Linked DNA regions of Homo sapiens: regions 1 and 3 are each linked to region 2. Evidence: chromatin loops called from intact Hi-C (ENCODE). Cell type or tissue: K562. All regions are shown on one strand.

Region 1 (5,000 bases), 90 kb after region 2:
CACCCCACAGCTCTGGGTAGCTGCTCCCCATCACCTTGCATATCCCCTGACTTCTCCACCTCTCAGCTTGGTCTGAGCATCAGTGCAGGGTGCAGCCCACCCCTCTGCCCCGGGCCCGAGCCTTCTGTCAGGCCAGTGCAGGGGCCTGTGGGCCTCCTGCCCCAGACTGCCTGGAATCAGGAGACCCAGAGGCAGCCTCTGCCCTGCCCCACCCCCCCTCCCAGCAACGCGAAATGAGTGCACATCCGCGAACATAACCATGCAGGCTTTTCTCGGAGCTCTGTGAAAGCAGATACCAGCCCTGGTCTGGCCATCACTGTCCCCAGGCTCCAGATAGGATCATCGCCAATAAAAGTGTTGCCATATTTCACTAAAATGAATTATGGAGGCCATCTGGCTGGAGGCTGCAAAGTGAGACATGAACCTCCCCCAGGAGGCCTCCGGCCCTGAGGGTAGAGCCTGGCCTGGCGGGGAGGGAGACCCCAGGGAAAAAGGACGAGGGCTCCACAGGGCAGATGCAGCAGGGTGGGATCAGGCTGCAACCCTCACGCCCTGGATGGGAGGTTGACCTCTCGGGAAGGGCTTGCTCAAGCCGGCGGCTGGGGCTGGGCCAGGCTGAGGACCCAAGTCAGGCCAGCTGTCTCTTTGCTGCCTGGCCTGGGGTCCACACCTGGTCAGGGGTGCACCTTCATTGGGGATGAGTGTGTGTGTGTCACAGGGCCGTGAGTGCCTGCAAGCAGGCAGGGAAGCTCTCCAGCTCCCTGGGCCTACGGGCAGTTGGGGGTGGGGTGTAGGTGACCCCCTGAGGCTGGGCTGAGCACCCCAACCCTGCACAGGCCACGAGGAGACCAGGTTCTAGTCTGGAAACTGCCATTAGCTGGTTCTTCGAGGGGCAATGACAGTGCTCTGGCCTCAGAAAAGCACTGTGGGCCCTTCCCCACTGACACGGGCTGGAGACCACACGGACAGCATCTGTGACCACCCTGTGGCTCGGTACTAGCACACGGGTGCTGTCACCAGGAGCCGTGTGCGGGGAGCACTCAGCACAGAGCGGCAGTCAAGTCAGGGCTGGTGGGGCTCAGAGAGGACCTCACCCTTCCCCAGTATGCCCCATGTCTCCCCATGCAGGAGGGCTCTAAGACTGGTGTCTGGAGGGCCGCAGGAGGGCAGGCCTATCGCTGAATCTTCCCTAGACCTCCCACCCCTGTCTCCTTCCTCTGGGCTCAGATCTGAGGCTCCCATCTTCCCCTGGCTGCCTCCCCTCCCAGCCCCTGTGCTAATGGGGAGAGCGTGCATTAAGGCTGGTGACAGGAACCGCCGAGGAGACACCTTTTGATCTCCGGGTGGCAGGAAGCAGAGGGGTCAGGAAAGGGGCGACCTCTTCTGACACCAGCACTGATGGGCTCTGAGTCTCCCAGCCTGGGGGTGGCAGGTGGGATCAGGCCCCTGGACCTGCATGGGCTATCTGCAGAGGAGGGTACCCCAAGCATGCTCAGTAGGCCCCAATATTCCTTGACCAGTCACAAGGAGGGCAGGTGCCACTCATTTTCTAGAGTTCCCCTGGAATTCTCGCTGCCCCTGCAACAGATACGTCTTCGGGAGACCGCCCTAGTGAACGGGCTGCCTCCAGCCCGTGCCTAGTGAACGTGGCGCTTCCAGAGGCCCCCTCTGAGTTAGAGGCCATGACCTTGGGCTGTCCTGCCTGTGGGACCCCCGCCAGTTCCTCAGAGGCCCCCTCCTCGGCTTCTTTCTAGTGAGAGCTGAGGCCCTGCCCCTTGTCTGTGGCCTGCATGCCCTCCTGAGGCAGTGCGTGTTGGCAGAGGCCCTCAAGGTGGCCTGGAGGAGCTTGGGGACCTAGACTCCAGGCTATAGGGCCCCGAGGCATGGACCGCATGGACCCCAAGTTCCTGGGGTGCTCCTCTTCCCAGGGGTGCAATGCCACATGCAAGCATCCCTCTCTGTTCTCTCACCAAGGCTTTGTGTGAGTGTGAGGACAGCACCTCTCCCAGCTGGTCGGCAGCTGGATGGAGGGGGTGGCAGCCTGCAGCCCTCTGGTGGTCCCCATCACCCCTCACCTGACCTGACCTGTCCTGGCCATTGGCAGCCAGGAGCAGGTTGGAGGAAGGTGGGGAAGGGATGCTGTGAGGTGGGGCACCCTTGGAGTCCTCTGGTGTCCCTCAAATCATGGCCAGCACAGAGGTCTCCTCCTCCCCACTGCCGGCCCCAAGATGTGGCTCATGGTAGGGCAACCAGCAAGACCTGCAGGGCCAGGAGGGACTGCTGTGCACCTGCTCTGAGAAGAGCTTGCCCCCACAGCCTCCATCCCCCTGGAGGAGTGAGTGTTCTCAAGGGGAGCCTTCTCCAAGTTGCCAGGCAGGGCCCAGCACCCGGACCTCCTCTTGAGACCTGGGCATGAGCCTCACCCACCCTGATCCAGGGAATGCTGGACATGAGTGGTCGTGGGGGTGGCCAGAAAGACAACCAGAACGTCAGGATTAACAGAGAAAGATCAGAAAGAGACAAAGAGAAAGGGAAAACAGGGGCCAGCAGAGAAGAAAATAGAAACAAAGAAACTGACAGAGAAGGAGGCAAAGACAAGAAGAATGAGACAGAGAGGAGGAGGTACAAGGCAGGAGCCACGGCAGAGAGAGGCATGTGGAGTGAGCTTGCATCCAGTGCAGAGGCGTGGGAGGGTGCAGGGCAGACGACATGATCAGCGGGGGCGGACGCCACCACAGCCACTTCCCAGTGTGTTGGAGGCTCTGTTCCTGTTAGGCACTGTGCATTTCTGAGGGGCTGGCCTGTGACGTGGGGTCTGTGGTTTGGACTCTCTGACCCTGTTCTGCTGCTATGCATAAAGTCAGGGCTGTAGGGGCCTTAGAGGCCAAGGCCAGAGCTCATTTCACAAAGGCAGCCATGGTGGCCAGAGAGGAAGGGGGTTCTGGACCCCCTAGATGCTAGCCCTGGACGAGGCCCAACCCAGAGACCCCAACTCCTGCCACTGCACTCACTGCCTCAGTTGTCGGCATCCCCCACCCCATCTGCAGAGCCACCCCATCTCATCCACCAGCCCATCCCTGCCCCATCTGCAAGTGGCCCCACAGAGGTCACAGGGTTCAGGCCTCTGCTCCTAGAGCTGGGCAGCCGAGGAGAACCCTGAGCAGCTGGCAGTGAGCTCAGAGTCCTGCTTCAAGATAGGACTGACTCTCCCATGGGACCCTGACACTACCCAGCAGACAGGACAGGGTCCCAGGCCAGATGCACAGCCACAGGCTCAGAGTAACTGGCAGGCTGGGCCCAGGGTGGATGGGAAGGCTCCAAGGGCAAAGCCATCTTGCTGGATGCCAGGGCTGGTGGGTGCTCTGGCAGAGCCTGCTGACTCACTGGCCTCCTCGGGTACCTGGACAAGATCCCATTAGGGAGAGCCCACGGCCTCAGTGGCAGTGGGTCCAGCTTGCTACATTGTGGGTGATGCCAGCCCCAACTCACATATCTGAGAAGGAAAGCGCTCAGCCATTGGCTGGAAGGCTGGCCCCAGCCCCCAGCATCTGGGTGACCCTGCAAGGTGAAGCAAGAATGCCCATTTGGGAGGGTGAACAAGAGGGTGCACACCGAGTACCCCAGCTTCTGCTCCATGAAAAGCAGGGTGACCAAGGGTCTCTAGGGCAGGCCTGAGCCTGGGGTGTTAGGCCCAGGGTGGCTGCAGAGCCCCAACCAAGAGCACCTCCCCAGTACTCTCTCCAGTCGATACGCTGGACTCCAGGAAAAGGGAGGATCAGCAAAACTGGGCAGCTCAGTCCCTGTGGAGAGGCAGCAGAAGCGTCCCAGGAGGAAGCGCCCAGCCATAAATGGAGAGAGGAGATTCGGTAAGACCAAGTAATGGTCCTTCAGTGGGAGAGGCAGTCAGCTGGAATTCACAGGCCAGCTTCCAGATCGATACTTCTGTGCTGATTTGCTGAAGAGGCTTTTATGAAGTTTAAGCAGAGTTCATTGTTAAATACTCTTATGTACAAAGGATGTGGGCGGCCATATTAATTCCTTTTCTTTTACAGATCAATAATTACATTGCTGATTTGCTTAAAAGGCTCAGGTCGAGGCAGGGGCGAGGACAGCCCGCCTCACTGCTCCAGGGAGCTGAAGGCTGACATGACAGAGGCTGCAGTGACAGGGGACGATGGTTGGCATGTGGCAGGCATGTGGCTAGTCCTCTGCGGCAGCCAGGTAGGGTCACCTCCAGCCCCAGGGCTTCCCTTTGAACTCAGTCCTCCCTGTCTCTGAAGCTCTTCTCTCTGAGCTGAGCAGACAGTAACGTGACTTCAGGGAGCTCTCCCAGCCTCCTCTGCTCTTCTCTACACACCCAGCCTGCAGCCCAGCTCAGAGGAGCTGGGAGAGGAGACCTCGTAGGAGCTCTGAGCAAGAGGCCTGCTAGGGGAGAAGGGAGTGGAGAGGCCCAGGTGGCCTGAGGCCAGCGCCAATACTGCTCCCAAGACAGGAACAACAGGGAGTCTGGGACTCTGTACCCCGAGAAGGTGTCACCGTCAGGCCAGTGACCAGACCCCTCACAGGGACCAAGGTGGCGGTTGTGCACAGCTCTTTTCAGCTGTGGCTGTCAGCCTTGATGCTTCCTCTTTGATATTGTGACAGGATGGAGCATGACTGGTGTGTGGGTGTGTGGTGGATCGGGCAGGGCCCCGGGTCTTCCCATGATCGCCTGTGTGCTGCTGCCTGCTAGCAATCCCTGCCTTTGTCCAGCAAGGTGCTTTCATGCCTAGGAGCTCAGGAGGCTGACACAATAGACCTCCTGTGAGGTGGGAGCTTGGCAGGTTTGGGGTGCTCATTCCTGACTGTGGAGTAGGATCATGGGCTGTGCCCACTGAAGCAGCCTGCAGGAGGCTCAGCGGGGGGATCCTGGTCACCTCATATTACCCCTGCTCAGAGGCCACCGTACACATAAAAAAAAGGAGAAACAACAGTGTGGTGAGCAGCATCAATTAATGTCT
Region 2 (5,000 bases):
GAGAGGTAAAGCAGGACCTCAGGGGCTGCCAAGTGTCCCAGAGCCTTGGTCAGGAGAAGGCCCGTCCTCCAAAGTTCTCCTATGAGAGGTACAGCCTGCCTCAGGGGACAAAGAATCAAGCACCAAGGCTTCGCCTCAATCCCTGAGCCGGCCCTGGCTGCTGTTCTAGTGGGGGAGCCAGAGGGGCTCTGGTGGGCCTGGGGCCTTCTCCCCTTCCAGCCCCAAGGGGTGCAGTGCCTGGGTCATGGACCCCAAGGGACCTCCCCATTTGACCTCATAGTCCCACTGACTGGCAGCCTCCCAGGGGCCATGGGGTGCTCCCCTACCCCATGGGGCACAGAAGACGGCTCTGGCAGGCCCAGGTGCAGACGGGCACGGAGAGACAGCCCTGGTGCCATCATCACCTTCTCTGTGACCATGACTGAGGTGTGCTCCCTGCCTGGTGGTCACTGCCCAGTCCCCGCCCCTTGCCACACACGCATGCGGAAGTCCCTACACAGGGTCTCCTTGACTACGGTCTCTCCCTGCCATGAGACAGCTCTGGAGAGTCCCCAGCCCTAGAGCAGCAGGGCAGGAGCCGAGGCTCCCTCAGGAGTGCTCCCAGCCTGCTGTTGTTACTATTATTGTTACTGTTATTGTTACTATTAAGTCACTCTGCTGAAAAATAATTGCAGAGGAGTGGGGAGATAGAGGGCACAGCAGAGAACGGGGAGGGAGCATAACCTGGCACCAGGAAGCAGCCTCCAAAGAAGGAAGGGGGGATGGGGGGGGCCCACTTCTGGGGGAGGGGCTCCTGAAGTGGAAAGGAAGTGCCTCTGCAGGAGGGGAGGAGGGCAGCAGGGAGCATGGGGGGCTGCACCCTGCTTTGCCCCTATTCCCTGGCTTTCTTCTCCCAGGCTGTCCTGGAGGATGGGAAAAATGAGGAGGAAGGCCCTGTCCTGCATGAGGAAACACAGCTGTACCCCCATCCCTGATGCCCAAACCCCATCCCTGCACCCTTGTCTTCAGAGCAGTAGCTTCCATCCGATGCCAGGGCCTCAGGCATATGTTGGCTGCAAGGGCCACAGCCTGGTGTCCCAGCCGAACATCTGCACCGCCACTGGCAGCAAGATGCCTTCCTGCCATCCACAGAGCACACACAGTCGGCCCTTCTGCTGGCACAGCCATGCCTGGTGCTCCTCCCCAGACCCATAGGACTCCCAGACATCAACTAAAGCTGACGAGACCCAGAGAGTATCTCAGCGTCTGTGCATGGTGCCACACATTACTCTGGGATCTGGGCTGGGATGTCCTGAGGGCACCTGGAGCCCGAGGTGGGGGGACTCACCAGTGGGTGGGCAGGCTCAGGGCAACCTCCCTGGAAGCCCTCCTTAGCCCCACCCTGGACCCACACCACTGGCCCAGAGAACGGGCTGGAGCAAGCCAGAGGGCCAGGGCTGGGGAGCTCCCGCATCCTCTCTACCGGTTCGAGTCCATAGGCTATGAGAACCTGTTTCCTCACCTGTGAAATGGGCCAAGACCATGACCCTTGCAGACTTGTTGGAAAAGATGAAGTGAGTAGGCACAGCACAGGGGCAGTGCACTGTGAGCCCCCATGGGGTGCTACTGCTGGTATTAGCCTTATCCAGTTAAGACGAGGGGACCTAGAGGGTCTTCGGCCAGGCTGCAGAGGGGGAAGGTCTCAGGGGAGATGGCAGCTTCCGGGCCTTCCCTTCCCCTTGGCACCCCAGGTTCCATTTTAACAGATATCATAATTTTTAATTGGTTTTCTCCTCCACTGGCTAAAAGGCTATTAGCTCCCCGCTAGGTGATCGCATCCCATTTTCTTCACACCACCAAGGAAACAGTGATTTCCTCAGCCTGTCCCTAAAGTGATTCTGCAGAAGAAAGGCAATTTAGTGAATCAGCTCAATGCACTTCCCCATTTGCTCTCTGCTTGCAGGCCCCCAGCAGGCACAGCCCACCAGTGAGGGCTGCAGGCAGCTTCTGGAGGCCAGACAGGGTTAGTGAGCTGGAGTGGAGGAGGAAGCAAGCCAGGCCCAGGTGAACCTGGTGAAGCCTCTGGCCAGAGAAAGGGGAGAAGGAAAAGGATGAAGCAGGGGGAGCTGTACCCCTGGCCTGAGCTGCCCGCGCTGATACCTGGTGCTTCAGGCAGGGGTGGGCTGCCTAGGCCCTCTGCAGAGGGTGGTCTGGCAGCTTGGATCCGGGCCCTGCCAAGTCACAGTGCCCAGCTCTTCCATGCTGGGAACAGAAGGCCCCGGGGCCCAGGGGCAGAGAGGGAATGTCCTTCCTTGCTGCAAAACAGGACCCAAGAAGTCAGGCCAGGAAGACAAGAGACAAGAGGCTTGCTGAGGAGCTGTGGGAGGTTGAGGTGCAGGGTCAGCCTGGGACCTGGGGGGAACCCCAGAAGCTGAGACTCAGTTTCCTCATCCAAGCAACGGGGACAGCTGTATCTGTGTTGAGCAATGAAATGCCAGAAACCTTTAAGAGCAACTTTTAAATGAATGTAACTTTTAGATGGAGGTTCTCTCACTCTGGTTCCAGCATACCTGGGGCTGACAGGCTATGCCCTGCAGGTATGAGGAGTGTGTGTCCCTATATACACACGTGGCGTCCCTGTGTGTATGAGTGATGAGAGGGGCTGGGGTCCCTGTGTGGACGTGGGTGAGGCAGGGTGTGAAGGAACCACGCTGTGCATGTCCACAGCCTTGGCAGCAAGTGCTGTGAGAAGGGGCAGGAGTGTGTCTTGGTGATCCAGTGTGAGTGTGCATGTGTGAGCTGTGGAAGAACCCTCATCCTCTAGAGACCCAGTCTGTGCCTGTCATCAGGCCCAGCCACTAAAGTGCAGCGTCCGCAAGAGGGCGCTTGAGGCCGAGCTGTCCCCTTGGGGTGGTTGGGGAGCACCGAGGGGCTCACTGGGGCGGTCCTTGGCAGCTCCAAGAGTGCGGCTCGAACCTCCGGAGCTGTGGCTCCTGGGAAAGAGCTCTGCAGCCTCTTCAAAGGCCCCAGCTGTCTACTCCAGGGAGTGGGGCTGCCTCTTCACTCCCAGTGCCTCCAACTGTGGTGTCCGGGTTATCCCAGGGGCTAGGGGCTCACCATCTCTGGATTCGGGAAGCTGTCTGTGGGCCAGGGGTCTGGGCACGGAAAGCTACCTGCATGCCTGCTGAGTGCCACAAGCCGGCCCCCAGAGCCTGGCCCCCACAGCCTCACTGGCCACCCCAACTGAACGCAAGGCTGTGGAAGGGTGTGGGGAAGTCCTCTGCCCAGCACACCAGCAGCAGTTCACACCTGGCCCCCTGCCCACAACCTCAAAGCCAAAGCCACAGCCCAGAATCCCAAGACAGCGTCAGAGCGCCTTGTTTGCTTCTGCCCCGTGTCTTCCCCCTGCAGCACTGGGACCCCAAAGTCCTAACACTCAGAAAAGATAGAAAGGCAAGGGCTTCTCCCCTGTCCCTCGCTAGGTGGACTGGGGACCCGCTCTGGCCTCAGCATATGCTGAGCTGAGGCGCAGGTCACACAAATGAAGTCTCAGGCAGGCCTGGAAACTCAGTTTGTGCAGGGCCTGGGGCCAGAGACAGGGTGACTGACCATGGCTTCTTCTGTTCCCAAAGGCTGTGGGGAGAGAAAGCCCTTTGTAAGGAGTGAGGGAGGATGGCCAGGGCTCCTTCCCTCTTAGAGGGAAACTTGGTTCATACACAAGCGCTTGGAGGGGATCAAGTCAGGGCCAGTTTGAGGGACACTTAAACGCGTGCCAAGGGGTCAAAGATTCCACAGCCTTGCGGCTCACTCTGCCAGAGTTTGGGTGGGGTCGATGACCATCTTTGCAAGGCCACACCTAATGCTGGGATCCTAAGGCACCTGAGGTTTCACCAGGCCCAGCACCAACGCTGGCTGGCGGCGCAAACCCCTGCCCCACCCCAAGCCCTGGGCCTCCTATGGCCGCATCTTCAGCATCTCTGCCAGGCAGCGCCACACGACTCCAGGGCTGCCGGGTGGGACGCCTATCACGGCGGCCCCTCGGGGGGAGCCACCCCAGAAACCACGGTTTTTAGGTGTTTAAAGACAGGGCGGCAAAAACGCACGAGGGAAAAGCAATCTTTTCAAAAGAGCCTCCGAATCCCTCGGCTGGCCAGGACGGCAGAGCTGGGGGAGGAACGCACGGACGCTGAGCGGGAAAAGGAAACCAGGACGGAGCCGTCTCCTGCCGAAACAGAACTCTCCGCACGAATCGCGGGCTTTCGGGGCTCCCTGACCCGTCCGCCAGGTCGGCCCCGAAACGGCTGTCCCGTTTGCTCCAGGACGCGGCTTTGGCGCAGGGCGCGGCCAGATTGAGACCTGCGGCTATGGCTAGGGTTCTGAGCACCGACCCCCGCGGCCCGGCCCGCGCTCCGCTCCCGCCCGAGACCCGCCCAGCCCCGGCCCGAGGCGCCCGGCCCGAGGCGTCCTGCCCTTCGCCCGCCGCCCGCCGCAGCCACTGCGCTCCCAGCCGAGGCCGGGTGGCCGGCGACCGCACAGCCCGCTGCCCACGGCAAACAGAAAGGCGCTTCTGAACGCGCCCGCTCCGCTGCTCGGCGCCAACTTCGCCCTGGCCCCTGCGGGAGCCGGCGGCCGGCAGAACTCACCTTTGCCTAGCAGCGGCAGCAGCAGCAGCAACAGCAGACGCAGCCCCGCGGCACCGGACGTCGCCTTCGCCATCGCCCGTGCGCGCTGGGGCCACGGCTGGAGGGACTGCGGCTAGGGCCGGCGGGTCTGGATGGCGGGTGCGGCGCTCAGTCTGGCCGCCCCATCCCCGCCCGGGGCGCGGCGGACGCGACGGACACTGGGGGCGCGACGCACGTTCCGGGGCACTCAGCGCTGCTGCGCGCCCTGCTTCGGTCGCGGGACTGAAGCGAGGTAAGCGCCGGCTGCGCCGGAGGAGCGGGTAGGGGCGGGGCGGGGCGGGGGCGGTCCAGGGGTGGGCCAGGCGGGGCCGGAGGCGGGTGGGGTGCGGGAAGGGGCGG
Region 3 (5,000 bases), 64 kb after region 2:
CTGGTACAAAAACAGACACATAGCCCAATGGAACAGAATAGAGACCTCAGAAATAAGACTGCACATCTACAACCATCTGATCCTTGATAAACCTGACAAAAACAAGCAATGGGAAAAGGATTCCCTATTTAATAAATGGTTCTGGGAAAACTGGCTGGCCATATGCAGAAAATTGAGACTGGAGCCCTTCTTTACACCTTATACAAAAATTAACTCAAGATGGCCTAAAGACTTAAATGTAAAACTCAAAACTATAAAAACCCTAGAAGAAAATCTAGGCCCATTCAAGACATAGGTATGAGCAAAGATTTCATGATGAAAATGTCAAAAGAAATTGCAACAAAAGCAAAAATTGACAAATGGGATCTAAAAGAAAGAGGAACTAACAGCAAAAGAAACTATCATCAGAATGAACAGACACCCTACAGAATGGGAGAAAATTTTTGCAATCTATCTATCTGACAAAGGTCTAATATCCAGAATCTACAAGGAACTTAAACAAATTTACAAGAAAAAATGAACACTCTCATTAAAAAGTGGGTGAAGGACATGAACAGACACTTCTCAAAAGAAGACATTTATTCAGCCAACAAATATATGAAAAAAAGCTCTACATCACTGATCATTACAGAAATGCAAATCAAAACCACAGTGGGATACCATCTCACACCAGTCAGAATGGTGATTATTAAAAAGTCAAGAAACAACAGATGCTGGCAAGGCTGTGGAGAAATAGGAATGCTTTTACACTGTTGGTGGGAATGTAAATTAGTTCAACCATTGTGGAAGATTCCTCAACGACCTAGAACCAGAAATACCATTTGACCCAGCAATCCTATTACTGGGTATATACCTAAAGGAATATAAGTAATAATTTAGGATAATATATAAATAATTCTTTATAATAATATAAAGATATATGCATGTTTATGTCTCTTTCATTTCTGATTTTAGTAATTTGAATCTTCTTTTTTCTTGGTCAGTCTAGCTAAAGGTTTGCAATTCTGATTATCTTTTAAATGAAACAATTTTTTGTTTTTGTACTGTATTAGTCTGTTTTCATGCTGCTGATAAAGACATACCCAAGACTGAGAAAAAAAGGAAGTTTAATTTGAGTTACAGTTCTCTATGGCTGGAGAGGTCTCATAGTCATGGCAGAGGGCAAAAGGCACTTCTTACACGGCGGCAGCAGGAAAGAGAATGCAGAGGAAGCAAAAGGGTAAACCCTGATAAAACCATCAGATCTCGTGAGACTTATTAACTATCACAAGAATAGCACAGGAAAGACCAGCCCCCGTTATTCAATTACCTCCCCCTGGGTCCCTCCCACAACATGTGGGAATTTTGGGAGATACAATTGAAGTTGAGATTTGAATGGAGACACAGCCAAACCATATCACATACTTTCTCATTTTCATTCATTGCAAAGTATTTGCTAATTTTTCTCTTGATTTGTTCTTTGACCCCTTGGTTGTTTTTAGAAGTGCATTGTTTATTTTCCACATATTTGTGAATTTTCCAGTTTTCCTTCTGTTATTAATTTCTAGTTCTATTGTGGTCAGAGAAGATACTTTATATGAGTTTAATCTTTAAAATTTTATTGAGATTTATTTTTTTATCTAATATATGATCTATCCTAGAGAATGTCCTATGTACACTTGAGAAGAATATGTATTCTGCTGTGGTACGGTGGAGTGTGCTATAGACGTTTGTTATGTCTAATGGTTTAGAGTGTTGTTCAAGTCTTTGGGTCCCCTGTTGGTCTTCTGTGTAGTTGTTCTATCCATTATTGAAAGTTGAGTATTTAAGTCTCCTGCTATTATGTTGAACTATTTCTTCCTCCTTTCTTTCACTTTTATCTTCATATATCTAGTAGCTCTGTTGTTAGATGGCAAGACATAACCACTTTGGTTATGTCTTTCTAATAGGTAGACTCTTTTATCATTATACAAGTATTTCTTTGTCTCTAGTAACAATTTTTGCCTTAAGGCCTATCTTGTATATTGGTGTAGCCACACCAGCTCTGTTTTGTTTACCGTATGCATGGCATATCCTTTCCGTCCTTTCATTTCAACCTATTTGTGTATTGGAATCTGAAGTATGTGTCTTGTTGAAGTATAGTTGAATCACACTCTTCAAATCCATTCTGCCAATCTCTGACTTTTGGTTGGAGTGTTTAATTCATTTAATGTAATTCCTGGGAAAAATGGATTTATGTCTGTTTTATATATATATATATATATATATATATATATATATATATATATATATGGTTATTTTCTTAGTGGGCCTCTGAGGGCTACAATAACATATTAATTAAAACAGTATAGTTGATATTAATATGAATTTTATTTCAATACTATACAAAGAACTTTGCTTCAATATAAATCTATTCCTTATCTCTTCTTTTTGCCATTGTCATGACATTACATCTTTATACATTTTAAACTCATCAACACAATTATTGCTTTGTGTAGTTGTCTTTTAAATCAGATAGGAGAAGAAAAGTGTCACAAAACAAATTGTCATTTTTATTTACATTGTAGATACCTTAATTGGTGACTTTTATTTCCTTATGTGAATCTAGTTATTGTCCGGTGTCCTTTCATTTCAGCTAAAGCACTCCCATTAGTATTTGTTTGAGCCATTATGTGAAAATCTGCTAATAATGAATTCTGCCAATTTTTGTTTATCCAGGAATGTCTTAATTTCTTGCTCTTTTTGAAAAACAGTTTGGCCAAATATAGAATTCTTAGTTAAAAGTCATTTTTTTTAGCACTTTGAATATGTCATTCCACTGCTTTCTGGCTCCCATGATATTTGATGAGAACTCAGCTATTAATCCTGTTGAGAATCCCTTGCACGTGATGAGTTGCTTGTCTCTTGCTACTTTCTTCTTTTTTCTGAGACAGGGTCTTGCTCTGTTGCCCAGGCTAGAGTGCGGTGGCATGATAATGGCTCACTGCAGCCTCAATCTCCTGGGCTTAAGCGATTCCCCCATATCAGCCTCCTGATAGCAGGGCTCACAGGCATGTACCACCACACCTGGCTAATTTTTGTAGAGACGGAGACTCATTATGTTGCCTAGGCTGGTCTCCAACTTCTGGGCTCAAGTAATCCTCCTGCCTCAGCCTCCCAAAGTGCTGAGATTATAGGCGTGAGCCACTGTGTCTAGCCTCTCTTGCTACTTTCAAGGCTCTTCTTGTCTTTGTCACTTTGACAATTTGATTATGAAGGATCTAGGTGTGGATCACTTTCAGTTTATCCTACTAGGAGTTCATTAAGCTTCTTAGATACATAGATTAATGTTTTCATAAAATTTGGCACATTTTCAGCCATTATTTCTCCATATATTCTCTCTGACCCCTTCTCTCTCCTATCCTCCTTAACTCACATTGTCTGTATGTTGGCACACTTGATGTTGTTCCACAGATTTCTGAGGCTTCTGTTCATTTATTTCATTAATTTTTTGTCCTATTCTACAAATGTATCATTTTATTTCATCTATTTTCCGGTTCACTGATGCTGTTTTATGTAAGTGAAAATCTTGTGTTGAGCCCCTCCAGTGATTTTTAATTTTAATTATGTACTTTTCAATTCTAGAATTTCTATTTGTTTTTATTGTAGTTTCTATGTTTTTATTTATATATCTACTTGGTGAGATGTCGTTGTCATACTTTCTTTTAATTATTTATACAAGATTTTCATTAGTTCTTTGCACATATTTACAATAGCTGATGTAAAGTCTTTGTCTAGTAAGTCCAACATCTCATCTGCTCTTCCTTAGGAACAGTTCTATTGACTGACTTTTTTCCTGTGTATGGGCCATACTTTCCTGTTTCTTTGCCTATCTCCTATGTTTTCTTGTTGAAAACTGAATATATTAAATAATATAATGTGGCGACATGGAAAATAAGATTCCCCTTCCTAACCAAGCTTTTTTGTTTGTTTATTGTTGTTGTTATTGTTGCTTCTGCTTGTTTGTTTGGTGGATTTCCTGGGTTAATTCTGTAAAGTCTGTATTCTTGGTTATGTGCAGCCACCGAAGTCTCTTCTTAGTTGGTATAGTGGTCAGCTAATGATTGGACAGAAATTTCCTTGAATGTCTTGGACCAATGAGTCTCCCAGTCTTTGCTGGGAACTCTGTGTATATGTTGGAGCACACTGTCAATGTTCAGGCCTGCAGTTTATACATCTGCCTTAACTTTCACTTCCTGCAAATGCAGAACCTCAAGTTAAGCTATAAGTGAGAGACTAGATCTTTATCAGGTTTTTTCCTGAGCATGTACACAGCCCTGCACTTGCATGTGGTGTTTAGATTTGTAGGAATATGTCATCACTTTTCTAAGCCCATTATGGATATCTCATTTTTCAGTTTTTCCTTTTGTTGATGAACATAAACTAACCTCTGTAAAATATTTAAAGAGGTTTATTCTGGGCTAATATGAGGGACCCTGGTCCAGGGAACAGTCTCAAGAGGTTCTGAGAAGTGTGCCTGAGGCAATCAGGTTTCATTTTGGTTTTATGCCTTTTAGGGATGCAGAAGTTACAGTAAAGACATAAATAAATACATGTAAAGTACCCATTGGTTCAGCCCGAAAAGCCGGGACATTTCAAAGTGAGGGCTTGCAAGTCCTAGGTGGGTTTTAAGGATTCTTTAGTTGACAATTGGTTGAGAGAGTTAAGCTGTTGTCTAAAGGCTTGAAATCAGAAAGGAATGCCTGAGTTAAGATAAGGAGGTTGTGAACAACAAGGTTTTTATTATGTAGATGAAGCCTCTTAGGTGGCAGCCCTCAGAGAGAATAGATAGTAAATGTTTCTTTTTAAACTTTTAAAGGTGTCAGACTCTCATTCTCTCCTAGATCTAGGAAAGGCCTAGAAAGGGAAGGCCTGGCTGCATTAATGGAGATTCTCTTCAGATGCAAATTTCCTCTACATCAATCTGCTGGCTTGTGGCAGCCATTTCAAAATATGTCAAAGAAATATATTTTGGGATAAAA

The links. Peaks named below come from ENCODE experiments on the same cell type or tissue, not always from the same donor. Only the 100,000 strongest peaks of a DNase experiment are listed, where the experiment ranks them.
Region 1: it touches region 2 in a loop (2.1-fold over the local background); 2 of 110 quality-filtered maps call a loop at or near these places.
Region 3: a loop joins it to region 2, with 2.0 times the contacts of the local background. A loop is called at or near these places in 2 of 110 quality-filtered maps.

The regions. Positions count from the first base shown.
Region 1 is chr10:42,986,938-42,991,937 of GRCh38, reverse strand. No RefSeq gene overlaps it. Among named protein-coding and RNA genes, the nearest start is that of LINC01264, 7.9 kb to the right of the region's middle. RefSeq lists enhancers at 1,141-1,873, 3,628-4,273. In K562, no CTCF peak of the experiment used is centred here; a DNase peak (open chromatin) is centred at 2,697; H3K27me3 peaks cover 2,479 bases.
Region 2 is chr10:43,076,954-43,081,953 of GRCh38, reverse strand. RET (ret proto-oncogene) reads right to left here and starts at 4,885. Exons shown (of 20, transcript NM_020975.6): 1 at 4,623-4,885. The coding sequence starts at 4,695. RefSeq lists enhancers at 3,540-4,530, 4,839-5,000 and promoters at 4,663-4,961, 4,663-5,000. In K562, a CTCF peak has its summit at 2,855 (motif pointing right); DNase peaks (open chromatin) are centred at 2,853 and 4,963; H3K27me3 peaks cover 1,552 bases.
Region 3 is chr10:43,012,490-43,017,489 of GRCh38, reverse strand. No RefSeq gene overlaps it. Among named protein-coding and RNA genes, the nearest start is that of MIR5100, 17 kb to the right of the region's middle. RefSeq lists enhancers at 3,712-4,706, 4,707-5,000. In K562, no CTCF peak of the experiment used is centred here; no DNase peak of the experiment used is centred here.